Regions from separate parts of the Homo sapiens genome. Here region 2 is linked to region 1. A link is a loop called in an ENCODE intact Hi-C map of the cell type or tissue named here. Cell type or tissue: Caco-2. All regions are shown on one strand. Links, peaks and the distances in the headings refer to the core of each region. The heading gives the core; the rest is flanking DNA. Region 1 overlaps SH3PXD2A (SH3 and PX domains 2A). Region 2 overlaps SH3PXD2A (SH3 and PX domains 2A).

What was found. Peaks named below come from ENCODE experiments on the same cell type or tissue, not always from the same donor. Only the 100,000 strongest peaks of a DNase experiment are listed, where the experiment ranks them.
Region 2: a loop joins it to region 1, with 7 times the contacts of the local background. A loop is called at or near these places in 5 of 110 quality-filtered maps.

Annotation. Positions count from the first base shown.
Region 1 is chr10:103,703,442-103,710,419 of GRCh38, reverse strand. The region is part of intron 5 of SH3PXD2A (SH3 and PX domains 2A); the gene reads left to right. Among named protein-coding and RNA genes, the nearest start is that of SH3PXD2A-AS1, 40 kb to the left of the region's middle. RefSeq lists enhancers at 785-1,763, 1,764-2,743. In Caco-2, for the core only: no CTCF peak of the experiment used is centred there; a DNase peak (open chromatin) is centred at 4,167.
Region 2 is chr10:103,593,702-103,600,099 of GRCh38, reverse strand. It overlaps SH3PXD2A (SH3 and PX domains 2A), which reads left to right. Exons shown (of 15, transcript NM_001394015.1): 15 at 1-6,073. Among named protein-coding and RNA genes, the nearest start is that of NEURL1-AS1, 79 kb to the right of the region's middle. RefSeq lists an enhancer at 954-1,248. In Caco-2, for the core only: a CTCF peak has its summit at 1,139 (motif pointing left); a DNase peak (open chromatin) is centred at 1,099.

The sequences.
Region 1 (6,978 bases), core at 2,729-5,228:
CATTCTTCTAAGCGATTTACATTTTTTAAATTATTATTATTTTTTGAGATGGGGTCTCACTCTGTCACCCAGGTTGGAGTGCAATGGTGCGATCTCGACTCACTGCAACCTTCACCTCCCAGGCTCAAGCGATTCTCCTGCCTCAGCCTCCCAACTACAGGTGATGCCCAGCTAATTTTTTGTATTTTTGGCAAAGGCAGGGTTTTGCTATGTTGCCCAGGCTGGTCTCAAACTCCCGAGCTCAGGTGATCCACCCACCTTGGCCTCCCAAAGTGCTGGGATTACAGGTGTGAGCTACTGTGCCCAGAGGACTTTTTTTTTTTTTGAGATGGAGTCTTGCTCTGTCACCCAGGCTGGAGTGCAGTGGCATGATCTCAGCTCACTGCAACCTCCGCCTCCCGGGTCCAAGTGACTCTCCTGCCTCAGCCTCCCAAGTAGCTGGGATTACAGGTGTCCACCCCCATGCTCATATTTTTAGTAGAGACAAGGTTTTGCCATGTTGGTCACACTGGTCTCGAACTCCTGACCTCAGGTGATCCACCCACCTTGGCTTCCCAAAGTGCTGGGATTATAGGCATGAGCCACCTTGCCCGGCCAGCCTACATGTTTTAATTCTCTAATTTTTGCATCCATCCTATGAAGTGGGTATAGTTGTCATTTCCCCCTAGTTTGCAGATTAAGCCACTGAAGCACAGAGAGGTCATGTGACTTGCAACGCCAATAACTGGCAAATATGGGCTAGAACCTCTTACCTATCCTACCCCTCAATGAAGCTTGGCAAGGGCTTAGCATGCTGCCCAGCATGCAGTCTTAATGAATGGTACCAGTTGTTACTATTGTTGTTGCCGAAGGGGCTGTGCCAGAGGCTGGCTCATTAGCGCCCACAAAACACGACTCATCTCTCAGCTACGTGGGTTTGCAGTTTCTGGAGTCATCGGAGCAGCCTCTCCTTCCATCCTTGCTGTGTCCCAGTGAGAGGCAAGGTGGGAGGGTTTGCCCCTGGTCCCAGGCTTTGGAGCTCAGTTCCCCAGACATCATCCAGCCCAGCCTTTGCAGGTTGTGCAGTCCAGAGAAGGGAAATGGTTGCCTGAGGTCAGAGAAACTGGATTAGCACCAGGATTTTTGGCTCCAAGTCCAGTGCTCTTTCTGGCTCTCAGAACTTTCCCAGCCGATTTCAAGAGCAACCCCAGGCTTGGAGCATTTGGAGCATCCCTGGTGCGGTGCCTGGGAGGGTGCCTGGAGGCCTGAGTTGAGCCCTTGAGAAGATCCCAGTAGGAGCCTGGCTGATGGACAGGGAGAAGGGACTGGCTCCTCTGAATGGCTCAGAGGCAGGAGCTTGGCTGTGGCCAGGTCTGATTTAATTTGGCAGAGGCAGGCTGCAGCTTAGACCAGGCTGTGCCTGCAAGCCAGGGAATTGAAGGTTAATTGCCAGGGGCACCTCTTCCTGGCCCCCACCCCAAGCAGGAGAGGGCACCCATGAGCCTGTCACCTGGTCTGAGACCCCTGGAGAACTGCAGTGTTGCCTCAGGAGCCAGTGGATGGGGGACATGCATTATCCCCATGCTGGCCCCCTCATGTGCTGGGCACGGTGCTAGGTCCTGGCAGCCACGAGGATCTTAATAGGCACGAGCAGGGGACACTTTGTGCTGCCCAAGACAGGAAATAATTCAAGGAAATTCAGGCATCTTGGTTTGGAATTTCCCAGAAGCAGATCTGAGGCTGAGGATTGCGGCTCAAGCAGTTTGGAGGTGACACTAGAAGGCATCAGTAAGGTGACACAGGGCAGGGAAGACAAGGCTGCCAAGCGCAGTGTCAACGAGCTTCATCTCGCAGGGACTGGCACCTGGCTGCAGGCTGTTCCCTGGGGGCAGGGGTGCTGGGGCATTCATGCACCCCTTTTCCCTCCCTCCAGGCCATCCCCAGACATAGCCGGAGGGAGCTGTCCAAAAAGCCTGTGTTTCCTACTGTGCTTAGGGTGACTGCCTGGGGTTTCCTGGTGCCCTTCTCCTGGGGAGGCCTGGGCTCCAACCTCCCACTGAGGGAGCCACTGGTTGGTGCTGCAGGAACCAGAGGAAAGAGCCTGGCAGCCGCAGGGAAGGTCAGGAAGTCCCCACCACCACCCACCCCAGCTTGGGGACCCGAGCTGAGGCCCTTTGTCACTAGCTGAGTTTCTGTAACGAGTGTGGAGACAGGACTGTGATTCACTCAAGGCCTGAGGTCGGCGCCAACAAAGGTTATCAGGAAGGCCTGCAGGGAGGAGGCCAGGCTCATGTGTCCCTTGTTCCAGAAGAGCCAGATCAGGGTACCAGAGACAGTCATTGAGCTTAAGGAGGCCAGGCAGGTCCCACACAGGTGCTCAAGCCAGGAGCGCAGGAGGACACTGGAAAGGGAGAGAGACTGTGGGGGCTGTGGGTGTGCAGGGAAGGCTGCCAGGGAGCTGGGCCTCCAAGTGAACTTGGGTGCTGAGGGAGGGTTTGGAGGCAAAAGGAGAGGGAGACAGCCTGGGCCAGGGTGACCTTGAGTGCAGGCTTGGAGATTTCCCAGCAGAGGAGGGCAGGAGGGTAGGAAGGTAGAGAGAGACACACACAAAAGCTCACGATGGTTAGGAGTCAGCTGGCACTGGAGTCAAATCCCAGCTCTGCCACTGGGCTAGTGACTTAACTGACTATGCCTCAGCTTCCTCTTCTGGGACATGGGAGTAATGATAGCATCTTCTTCTTGGTGGGTGGCTACAAGGATTAACTGAAATAATGTACATGAAGTACAGTGAGCAGCTGGGCCGGGTGGTTCACACCTGTAATTCCAGCACTTTGGGAGGCTGAGGCAGGAGAATTGCTTGAGGCCAGGAGTTCAAGATGAGCCTAGGCAACATAGCAAGACCCTGTCTCTAAAAAAATGTTTTTTAATTTAAAAATATTGAAATACAGCCTGGCGCGGTGGCTCACGCCTATAATCCCAGCACCTTGGGAGGCTGAGGCAGGCAGATCACGAGGTCAGGAGTTCGAGACCAGCCTGCCCAACACAGTGAAACCCCTATCTCTACTAAAAATACAAAAATTAGCTGGGCATGGCTGGCGGGCATCTGTAATCCCAACTACTTGGAGGCTGAGGCAGGAGAATCACTTGAACCCGGAGGCGGAGGTTGCAGTGAGCCAAGATCGCACCTCTGCACTCCAGCTTGGGCAACAGAGCTAGACTCCATCTCAAAAAAAAAAAAAAATTGAAATATATAGTGCCATGGCTAGCACATAGTAAGCACCCAGGGAGTATCACTTCCTAGGTACAAGACTCTGTTTTCAGACTTTAGCCCTGTCAGGGAGAGGGGTGAAGGAGGCCATAGACACTGTAGTCCAACTGCCAGAGGAGAGAGACACACGTGAGGCAATAGTGCAGGACATTAGCAAGAGCATCCAGGCTCCACTGTGATGCCAGGGTGGTTTCCATGACAACCAAGGTGATGTCACAGAGGACGGAGCACAGGAGGCCGCGGGCTGCTGCCATTCCGTCCTCATAAATAGGCAGGAAATGTACTGTCTGCACTTGCTGACCCATCTGTGACAATCAGGGATGACCTCCTGGAGGAAGTGGCACTTCCACTGAGCTCTACTCGGGGGGGAAAGGAGGGGAGAGCAGAGATGCAGGGTCTGCCTATCCTGCCAGGCAGGGATTGAGAACAGGTGGAGGATGCTCGGGATGGTGTTAGCAGCGTCTGACCAGCCTCTTGAGACCATCCGGCAGCCCTGAGCTTGGTTACTGGTTGTCAGGGAATTCGTGCATTTATTCAGGAAACACGATTATAACCAGCCCTGTGCTGGGCCTGGCAAGACACACACAGTTCCTGCTCTCAGGGAGCCTACTGTTGAGGGGAAGAAATAGACAACAAACAAGGCAATGGCAAAAATATAAAGGCAATGGTGACAGCCACACAGGAAAATAATCCAGTGCTCTGCTAGAACAAGGTTTGGGGGGGTGCCAGAAAGTGTATTAGGCTGGGAGCTGGGGCCCAGGACAGCATTGGTCCGGCATCACTGCCCCCAGAACTTAAAAAACCTCTGCTGAGAGGAGGCTGTAAAACCAGCCCTGGTGAGGCCAGGCCATCCTCAGGCTCCTCCAGTCCAGCCACTGACCCACTGAGCAGCCACACCAGCGGCAGAACCACCAGGAGGCAGCCCAGGAAGCTTGACAGCTGCAGGTGCTCTAGAGGGGATGCTCCATCACCATCGGAAACCACAGTGCATCTCTTGAGCATGTGGTCATGGACGCTGTGACACTGTGACCCACTGTGCGGGTCACCAGCCAGGTTTCTTCCTGTTGGACATTCTCATGCCAGCCCTGAAGTTGTGACCTCCCTAAGGAAGAGTCTAGAACTCAGTGATGTCATTTGGGTATTTCTTTCTTTCTTTTTTTTTTTTTTTCTTTTTGAGACAGAGTCTTGCTCTGTCACCCAGGCTGGAGTGCAGTGGCACGATCTTGGCTCTCACTGCAACCTCCACCTCCCAGGTTCAAGCGATTCTCCTGCCTCAGCCTCCTGAGTAGCTGGGATTACTGGTGCACACCACCACACCCAGCTAATTTTTGTATTTTTAGTAGACAGGGTTTCACCATGTTGGCCAGGCTGGTCATTTGGGTATTTCTGACCCTGAGTCTTTGCCTTCGTTTTACCTTTCTCTTCACCACCTACTCCTCATTTAGCTTTTCTGTCTGGATTTTATGTGTCCTTCTTAGCCACAAGGTGGTAAATGAACAGTGTGGTGGTTAGGATTTGAGCACTAGACTGAGCCAGGTTGGCCTCCAATCCCATCTGTATCCCTCACAAGCTGTGTTACTTTGGGCAAGTCACATGCTCTCTCTGATCCTCCATTTCTCATCTGTAAAATGGGGATAGTAAGGGACTCTGCCACACAGGCATGTAGTGAGGATAAAATGAGCTGATGTGTGTCAAGGGTTTAGTTTAGCACCTGGCATAATGTAAATGCTTGACAAATGTAGTGCTCTTGTCAATAATAGTATTAATAATAATAAGAGCAGCACTACCACTCCCACCTTTGGGTAAGAAGAGCTCACTCACGGTGGGGAGAACTGCTCAGTGGTGACTCCCACCAAGGCCTGGCCCACGCCCGCCCTTCCCTCCCCCTGTTTGCCACCATACTTTGGGGTTCATGGGCACAAGCCTGCTCCGGGACCTCGGGGGCTTTACCTTGGTGTAGAAGCTCAGGAGAGGTTGCTTGGTGGAGGATGGAGGTGGCGGCCCACGGCTGGCCTGCTGGGACCTGTAGTGGACAGGCTGGTGAGCAGGCAGGGCCCTCACTGTAGTTGCAGCTGAGCTGGCCCAGGAGCATTCAGGGTTGACAGGAAGGCAGCTGGAGAAGGCTGGGAGCATGGAGGTATTACCTAGGTATTACCTAGGGTTCCTGGATGGCCCCCCTGCTACAAGCAGGACACAGGCTTGTCCTGTGAGCCTGGAGCTGGAGGCCTCTTTGCAAAAGCCCAATCAGGGAAACTAAGGCACAGAGAGGGCTGCCACCACCCAGGTCATGCTGCCTGCTCAGACAGCCAGGCCTGGAACCCATGTCTCGGGCCTCACAGGCTGGGATGGCCCTGGTTTGGCATCTTACAGGACTCCTCCCTAGACCCCGTCCTTTACATGTATGCTCTGGCAGACCCTGGGGAAGCCCCCAGGCCGCCCTGCACCCAGGCTAGCCCAGGAGCCACCCATCCCTGGGCACACAGGCCCTTGGCCAGGAGCCCGTTTGTCCTGCGTTTTGAGTGCCTGCTGTGAGGAGCATGGCAGCCACTGCCCTCTGTGGAACAGGCTCATTAAGTCAGCCTCTTGGTCCAGCATCGAGGGGGATCCAGACTTGGCTGTCACTCCTGTCGCCTCTGGGGAGACCCGTCAGCCTGGCAGCAGCAAGGGATTCTGGGGGAATGTGAAAGTGATAACAGTCATTCAGATGGACCTGGAAGTCCCCAGCTCTGCCACCCCCAGTGCTGCCAGCCACCAGCCACCAGTGTGGTCTCAGCAAAGTGGCTTTACCCTGCAGAGCCTGGGTTTCTTCATCTCTGTACAGACACCCCAAGCCTTGCTCCCCCCTCCCCCTGAGGCCAGCCAGGCCCGTGTCCCTGCTTCTTCCCATGCTGCTCCTCCTCCAGTGGCCACCGCCCCCACCTTCCTGGCTCCTTCTCTCAGTGCCCTCCTTTGGCCAAGCCCATTCTGTCCCAGGTGGTTCTGTCATTTCCCCTGCAAGTCACAGCTCTTCCAGAGTCCCTCCCTCTCCCCTCTCGAGGGTGAACCAGTGCTGGCAGCAGGGCCCTGTGACTGGCAGGTGGAGCTGGAGCAGGTGGAGGATCTGTGTATGCGCTCCCTGTTACTGAGCCTGACTGTGCACGGGGGACTTTATGTGTATTAACTTGTTTATCCCCCAGCAATCCAATTAGGTGGATCATTTCAGTCTCTGCACTTTATAAATGAAGACAGAGACCCTAAATAATCTGTCTGGCAGAGCTGGGATTTGAACCTAGGCAGCTACACACACACAGAGAGACACATACACACACATGCACACACGCACCATGGGAGCCAAGCAAACCTTCTGGCCATACCATGTCAGAGTCTGGACTGTACTGTCCAATAAAGTAGCCAGTAGCCACGGTGGCTCTTTAAATCTAAGTCTTAATTAAACAAAATGAAAAATTCAGTGTTTGAGTCATACTGGTCACAATTCAGTGTTTGAGTGCTCAGCGCCACTGTGGCCAGTGGTACCATACTGGACAGGACAGATAGAGACTATTTCCATTACCCCGGAGAATTCTACTGGACAGCTCCTTTGAGGGCACCACTGTTGGGGACAGAATTGGAACATTCAGTGCTATTGGGGGTCAAAATCAGAGTGGGCTTTCTGGAGGAGGTGCCCCTTCCTTAGGCCTTGAAAGTTGTGAAACACTAGGCAGGGCAGGAGGGGGCCTGTGGTGGTTGCAGCA
Region 2 (6,398 bases), core at 151-2,650, 110 kb after region 1:
AGGAGGAAAGGCCCTCCCTCACCCTGCTCCCCACCCAGGCAGGGCAGCATGGGACCCAGTGTCTCAGTGCCTTCAAAACCCACCCCCACCCCTACCCTACCCCACCACACCCCATCCCAGAGGCCTTGCCTGGGCAACCCTAAGCCCCTGTCCCTCGCCATACACTGATGCCTGGCAGCTAGAGCAAATGGCTCGTGTTCTTTGTCGAAGGCCTGTGGTGAGATTGTTTTGTTTCCTTTTGTTTTGTGAGTTTGTTTAAAATTGAAATTAGTTATTTTCTTCTGCTGGACAGTATTAAATAGAGCAGGATGTTGAGTTAATCTGCTAGATTGCAGTACTAATGGTAGTGGTTTAGTGTCTTCATGTTAATATTATTTGTACTTATTTGAACAATAATGATAAAGAAGTGGTTCATTATTTTTTAATTAATGCACTTTAAATAAGGTAGAATGGAAAAAACCCAGAGAGCAAAGTGCATTACTTAAAGATGCAGTATATACTTTTCTCATTTTTAAACAGCACATATTTATTAAGAGAAAAAAAGTAATTTATGACTATTTAAAATAAAATTTAAAAGTAGAGTGACTGTCAGGTAAAGAACCTTCAATGTAGCTATCTTCCAGGGGGAGGGCCCTGCAGCCTCGCTCCTCAGATGTCTGCACTGAGCCAGTTCAGTCACTAGTGCGCCAGCCAGGCCAGGAGGGAGTGCAGAGCATGTCTGCCAAGCACAGAGCATCTCAGTTGGACTGGACCACAGTGCTCCCGAGAGCCTGCCTTTCCTGCCCTTCCCCACCACCTGCACTGCCCCCCACATTCTCCCAGCCCCCCCCAAGGACCCCCTCTCCTTGACCCCCAGTGCTGTAAGTAATAGAGTCATTAAAATGCAGGACTGAAAGAGACCTCAGAGGTCTCTATCCCATCCCTTCCTGTTACTGCGGCCCAAGGACAGGAAACAACTTTTCCAAAATCCCACAGCTAGTTAATGACAGATCTCCCCACTACATTAATCCCGTGCTCCTCCTCACTGCCATTATAGTTTATTGTGTGGTCATGTTTACATTGTGACATCCAGCCCCAAGGATGGCTGGGAGTTGCTCAGGCATCCAGGAAAAGTGGGGAATGCTGCCATCTGGTGACAGCATGTAGATTTGGGCAGTGAACAGGGATTGCCATGCCCCAGTCTTCGCACCTCGCCCCCTCACCCCCTAACTCACAGCACAAACCCTGCAAACCCAAAGAGAATATTAATACTTGAAGCAAGAAGGGTGCATGCCAGTCCTTCTCCGACATGGCCAGGGGGTACCAGGCCTTGTGCGCCTGGCCTCCTAGCCCTAGCCAGGGCGAGAGGGCCTTTCCCTTGAGCTACTGAGCTGCTTTGTGATGCTGAAGGATACTGCCGGCAGCAGGCAGAGGAGGGAGGGGGCCTAGGGCTCTGACCCATCTGGAGGAAAACCAGATCGGACTAAAAAAGGAAAAAGAAAAACAAAATCTCCGCAGTGTCCAAACCTAGTTTCCCATGAGTTGCGACTGAAAATGTGAAACGACACTGTATTGCTGTATACTGCAACTTTAACCATAATGAGCCCTTCTGAGGTCATTATTGAGGTTCATATAATGCCCGAAGATGCAGCATTTGGTGCTTTGTTTTCCTTTCCGTTTCAAGACCTTTTTCTTTTATTGCAAGGGGAAAAAAATGTCATCTCCCCCCACCTCATCCCTCTTTGTGACAGCAGACCTGGCTGTGTTGCCCCTCTCCTCCTCACTATTCTCACCAGGCCATGGGACTTTGGGGGCAGTGAGAGAGAGCTGGAAAGGGGCAACCCTGAGCAGCAGGTGTGCCCCATGCCCTGTGGGTTTCCCCTATGTCCAATGACTGTAGACGGGCTGTCTTGCCAGGCCTCAGCCCCGTCTACCCTAAGCCTGGCCCCAAAGGTTTCTCTTTCTTCCTCCTTGATTTTCCATCTTGACGAAGGCATTATATAGAATCATTTTAATCACTTTCAGATGTTAGAGCAGCGTATTTTACAGGCATTTATATCCATTGCTTTCCTCAGCAAGGCATGTTACTACTTTTATCATCTAAGGAAAAAAGACAAGGGAATTCCAGTCAGGCATTATTTTCCTATTACTAGTGTTTGCAGAATAGGTGTAGGACTATTTAAGTTTAGACCTTGGTTTGGTAGTTCTTGTTTTTAATAAGGGGAAAAAGATAAAATAACCCCTATTTTTCCTGTTATTGTATTTAACTAATATATTATTTCTTTAAGGTTACTCACTTCCCCTACCCCTCCAAATACCTTGCATTCTCAATCAAAAATGGAAACAATCTGAGAGACAGGAAAAGTGCAATATTACCAAGATGGATGCCAGGGCTCATTGGGGACAATGGAGGGAATACCAGTGGCGCTCAGAGAGCAAGAGGCAGGGAGCGGGGTGCTGAAGGAATCCTAGCTGTGGAACAGGTGGGTGGGTTGGTGGAGTTTGATCTTGTGGCGTTCTCCTCTCCCCCTTCTTTGGGAAGATGATAGGGGTCCCTGCCAGATCCACCCAGAAGAAAGGGATTCAGGCATGGGGCCCTTGACCTCTAGGCCCCAGTCCCTGGAGCAGAGGCAGGCCCTCGGGAGCTGTTCCTTGTTTTGATTTCTGTTGTGGTGCAGCCAGCTGCTCAGAGAGACCTGGCCTAAAAATGACTCCCAGCAGCCCTCTCTCACCCCAGTGTCCTGATATTTGGGCTGTGATCCTTCTGGTGTATGTTTGAATCTTTCTAAAACTGGGTGCCCTCAGTTCAGTTTCTAGGCAGGAAGCCTAGAAGTCACCAGATCTTTTTGGGGGATGTGAGAACCTTGAGCCGCGCACACCCTGGTGAGACACCAATTCCCACAAGCCTGCAGCAGGGCCTGGGGCTGAGCCTGGGCTGCCCATTCATCTCAGCGACTTCAGCCTGAGAAGTGAGCCCTGCCTGGGCTCCACACCCAGAGAGTCCATACAAATTCTGCTCCGGGAAGAGTCGGGGGGTCTATTCAAGTTTCTCTGCAGACAAAACTTCCCACAACAGGTACCAATCTGGCCTCCTTCCTCAGCACCGGTAGAGAAAGCAACAGAATGGGAAGTTTCCTCTGGGTTGGAGCCTCAGAGCTCTGCCCCTCAAGGTGACAGGGACGTCCCTGTGGCTTGTTCCCTCCACCTCCAGTACTGTATGCTTGCTACTTCAACCCCCTATTTGGTGAATTTCTGCACAGACACAGATCTCTGTGCCTGGAATGGGACTGTGCCCTGTGCGGGTCTCTCCCTTGGCGTATATCCATCTAGATATTTAGTCTTTGAGAATCTCAAAGCAGAGCTCTCTGGGAAGAGAACTGTCCACATTGCTAAATAATTAAGATTCCCTCACTTTTTTGAGGGCCATGTGTTGTGAGAGAGAGAGAGAGAGAGAGAGTGTGTGTGTGTGTGTGTGTGTGTGTGTGTCTGTGTATGCAAGTGTTGGTAACTTCCCACTTGAACTAAATAACATGGGGTTAGAGAAAAAAAAATACCAGGCAAGCTGTCTCCATTGAACAAGTCCTTGGCAATGGGCAGGTCCCAAGGGACTCACAGCTTCTGGCAGCAAGTGTGTCATTCACACACATCATTCTGGCTGGAGAGTGCAATGTGTCATTTTTTTTTCTTTTTGTAATTATTTTATTAAGTATTTAGTTGGAAATTTCACACTGGCATTAACAGGTCTAGCATAAGTGGCCTAGGCAGTCATCCCAGGCTCCAAAATGAAGATGTGCAAAAGAGATGCCACTGGGAATAGAAACACTGAGTTGGTTCAGTTAGGTCATCCCCTGCAGACGTGTCATCGAGCAGGCTGACTCCCACCCCTCAGCCATGCCATGGGTATGAGAAGCCCCTTATAATGAAAGCTGCCAGCCCTTTCGTCCTTGTTTCAGAGGGTGGGTCAGGTGGTTGGGGTGAGAACTTGCTCACGGTGCACCCAACAAGACCTGCAGGTGCATATAAGTTTAGTCCCAACTGCAGGGCCAGACCAAACACTTCCTGGGAAGTGTGTGGAGGGCTGTGCTAGACCTTCCTGAGTTTCTGGCTAAATCATCAGCCCTGTTTGGTGCAGTCTCATGTCTCTGTGGTTCCCAAGCTGCATGATCAGAGCCAGTGAGAAGACAGGATCAGTGACCCACAGCTTTGGGGAAAAACAGCCCCACTGTTAACTTCCCTCCTGCAAACCTGGGTCCCCAGGCCATAAGGTGGGCACACTGGTGCTTACAGACTGGGTGGAGAGCCCTACCTTCCAAGGTCTTGATCCCAGCCTGCCTATAAGGTTGGGATTAGCATGCAATCCCCCTTCCCCAATCCTGTCTTTTTAAAATCTCAAGTTTGCACTTAACCTTGACAACAGCACCCTCTCCTACTCCAGTCCTAGAACTCAGTGGCCTTAGAGAATGGGGTCCCCTGCACTGAAGGTCCCCGCCTTGCTCCCAGTTCCATCCTGGCCAATAGGCTGCGCCTCAAGAGGTGAAAGAGAAAAAAGGGAGGGAGGGAGGAAGAATTATTTAGAACAAAAGGATGGCTCGAGCACGTTAGAGGCAAGTGAGAGGCACGTTGGTGAGAAGAGCATGTGCATGTTTGGGGTAGCTGGGGCCTACTGTCCCTTCATTAGGGAAGGAGGCTTCCAGAAGCGGATGTCTTCTAGAAAGAAAAATTGTGTGAAGGCTGAAAAGGGGCTTGGAGTTTTGTCTTTGTTGATTAGAAAGAAGGAAGAAGTCAGCTCTGAGTGTTTCAGGAAGAAGAGAGCAGGTAGAAAGGGAATTTAGTGATTTAACACCCAAGGGTCCAGCCATAGCAGGTTGGAAAATCCTCCAAATTTGGCCACAGAAACTGGCTAGGAAAAAACTGCCACTCATTGGGCCACACGCTGGGTCCCCATCAGTTCTCAATGAATGGTCATTGATTTACTTAGCAGAGAGAAGTCACCAGCCACAAACCAATCTTTGAGTTTGCAGGCCCTGATTCCAGAATATATGCATCCAGCTCCCGGGTTCTCAGCTGGTTTTGCCCACTTCCCTTTGACTGTCCAATCCAAAGCCAGTCTCTCAAGTTGTATGGCTCAAAGAGCAGTGACCACAATGGGTCATACAGTAGGGACCCACCTCCACAAATTAGAACCAGAGTTCAGACTCCATTGGGCACATCTGGGAGGAAGGCAACCTCCTTTGTCGTCTTGTTGGTACCAGTCATTCTCAAGTATCTCTGACACCTGTGGTGGTTCAGTTTGCTGAGCCTGCCACCTGGTATGAATTAGACTGGGTGTGATGAACATTCATCCATGGATATACCCTACCATTTTGCGTTGCCTTATAACCAAGGCACACTCCCCATAAGAGTTTACTGCAGAGAAAGAACAGCAAAACAGCCACCCTCCTTGAATTTACAACTCATTATCTGCAACAGGTTTTCTTTAAATCCAAGACACAGGATGGGAAATGGGTTTCCCCACCAGGTACTCAGAGGTCTGCAGGAAGTGACTCCCGGGCAAGGCAGACTTCAGTAATCCCTGAAGCGTGAGCATGTGGACTGCATGGCTGGGTGGGGACTGGTGGATGTCTCTGGAGCTCCAGAACCTTGGAGAATTCCTCATGGAATTCCCCTCCCAGCTCTTAGTGGGCTCTGTGGGGTCAGGAGGAGCCCTTCCTCCAGGTTTTCCTTCTTTCCTCCTCAGCAGAGAAACTGGAGAAAGGACATTAAACTCAGTGCAGTCGATTTGAGTGCTGAAATATTTCCAGAATCAATGGTGGTGCTAAACTATCTCCATGTTTCTAGCATTTTTAATAGTGGAGTTGGTTTGTTTTTAATCTCATCACAAAAATGCAGTGCCCTTGGGGAAGGGACCAGCCCCTTGGCCTGCCACTTTCCAGGTGTCCTTTATCACTTTGACGGGACTCTTTGGTCTGCAGAAAATGCTCTGTCTTGGCATGCTTCTAGACTGTAAGATTTGGGTTTTGTTTTGTATTTTATGTTTACATGCATCTTATATTTCCCTGAAAACTAAATAAAGTTTTGGGCCTTTTTAACCGAACGGAATCACCTCTTAATTCTCCCTGTCACCAAAAACACCCATCCAGCTGAACAGCCAATGTCCCATTATCCCAAATTGCAAAGTGGACTTCAGGATCCCAGGGCCCTCTGAAAGAAAGGACACTGGAGGGTGGGGGCAGGTAGGTAAGCTCTCGCTTTTTTTTTTTTTTTTAACAGGGTCTCACCCTGTCACCCAGGCTGGAGTGCAGTAGCATGATCATAGGTCACTGCAACCTCGACCTCCCTTACTCAAGCGATCCTCCCACCTCAGCCTCCTGAGTAGTTGGGACTACAGGCGCACCACCATGCCCAGATGATTTTTCTAT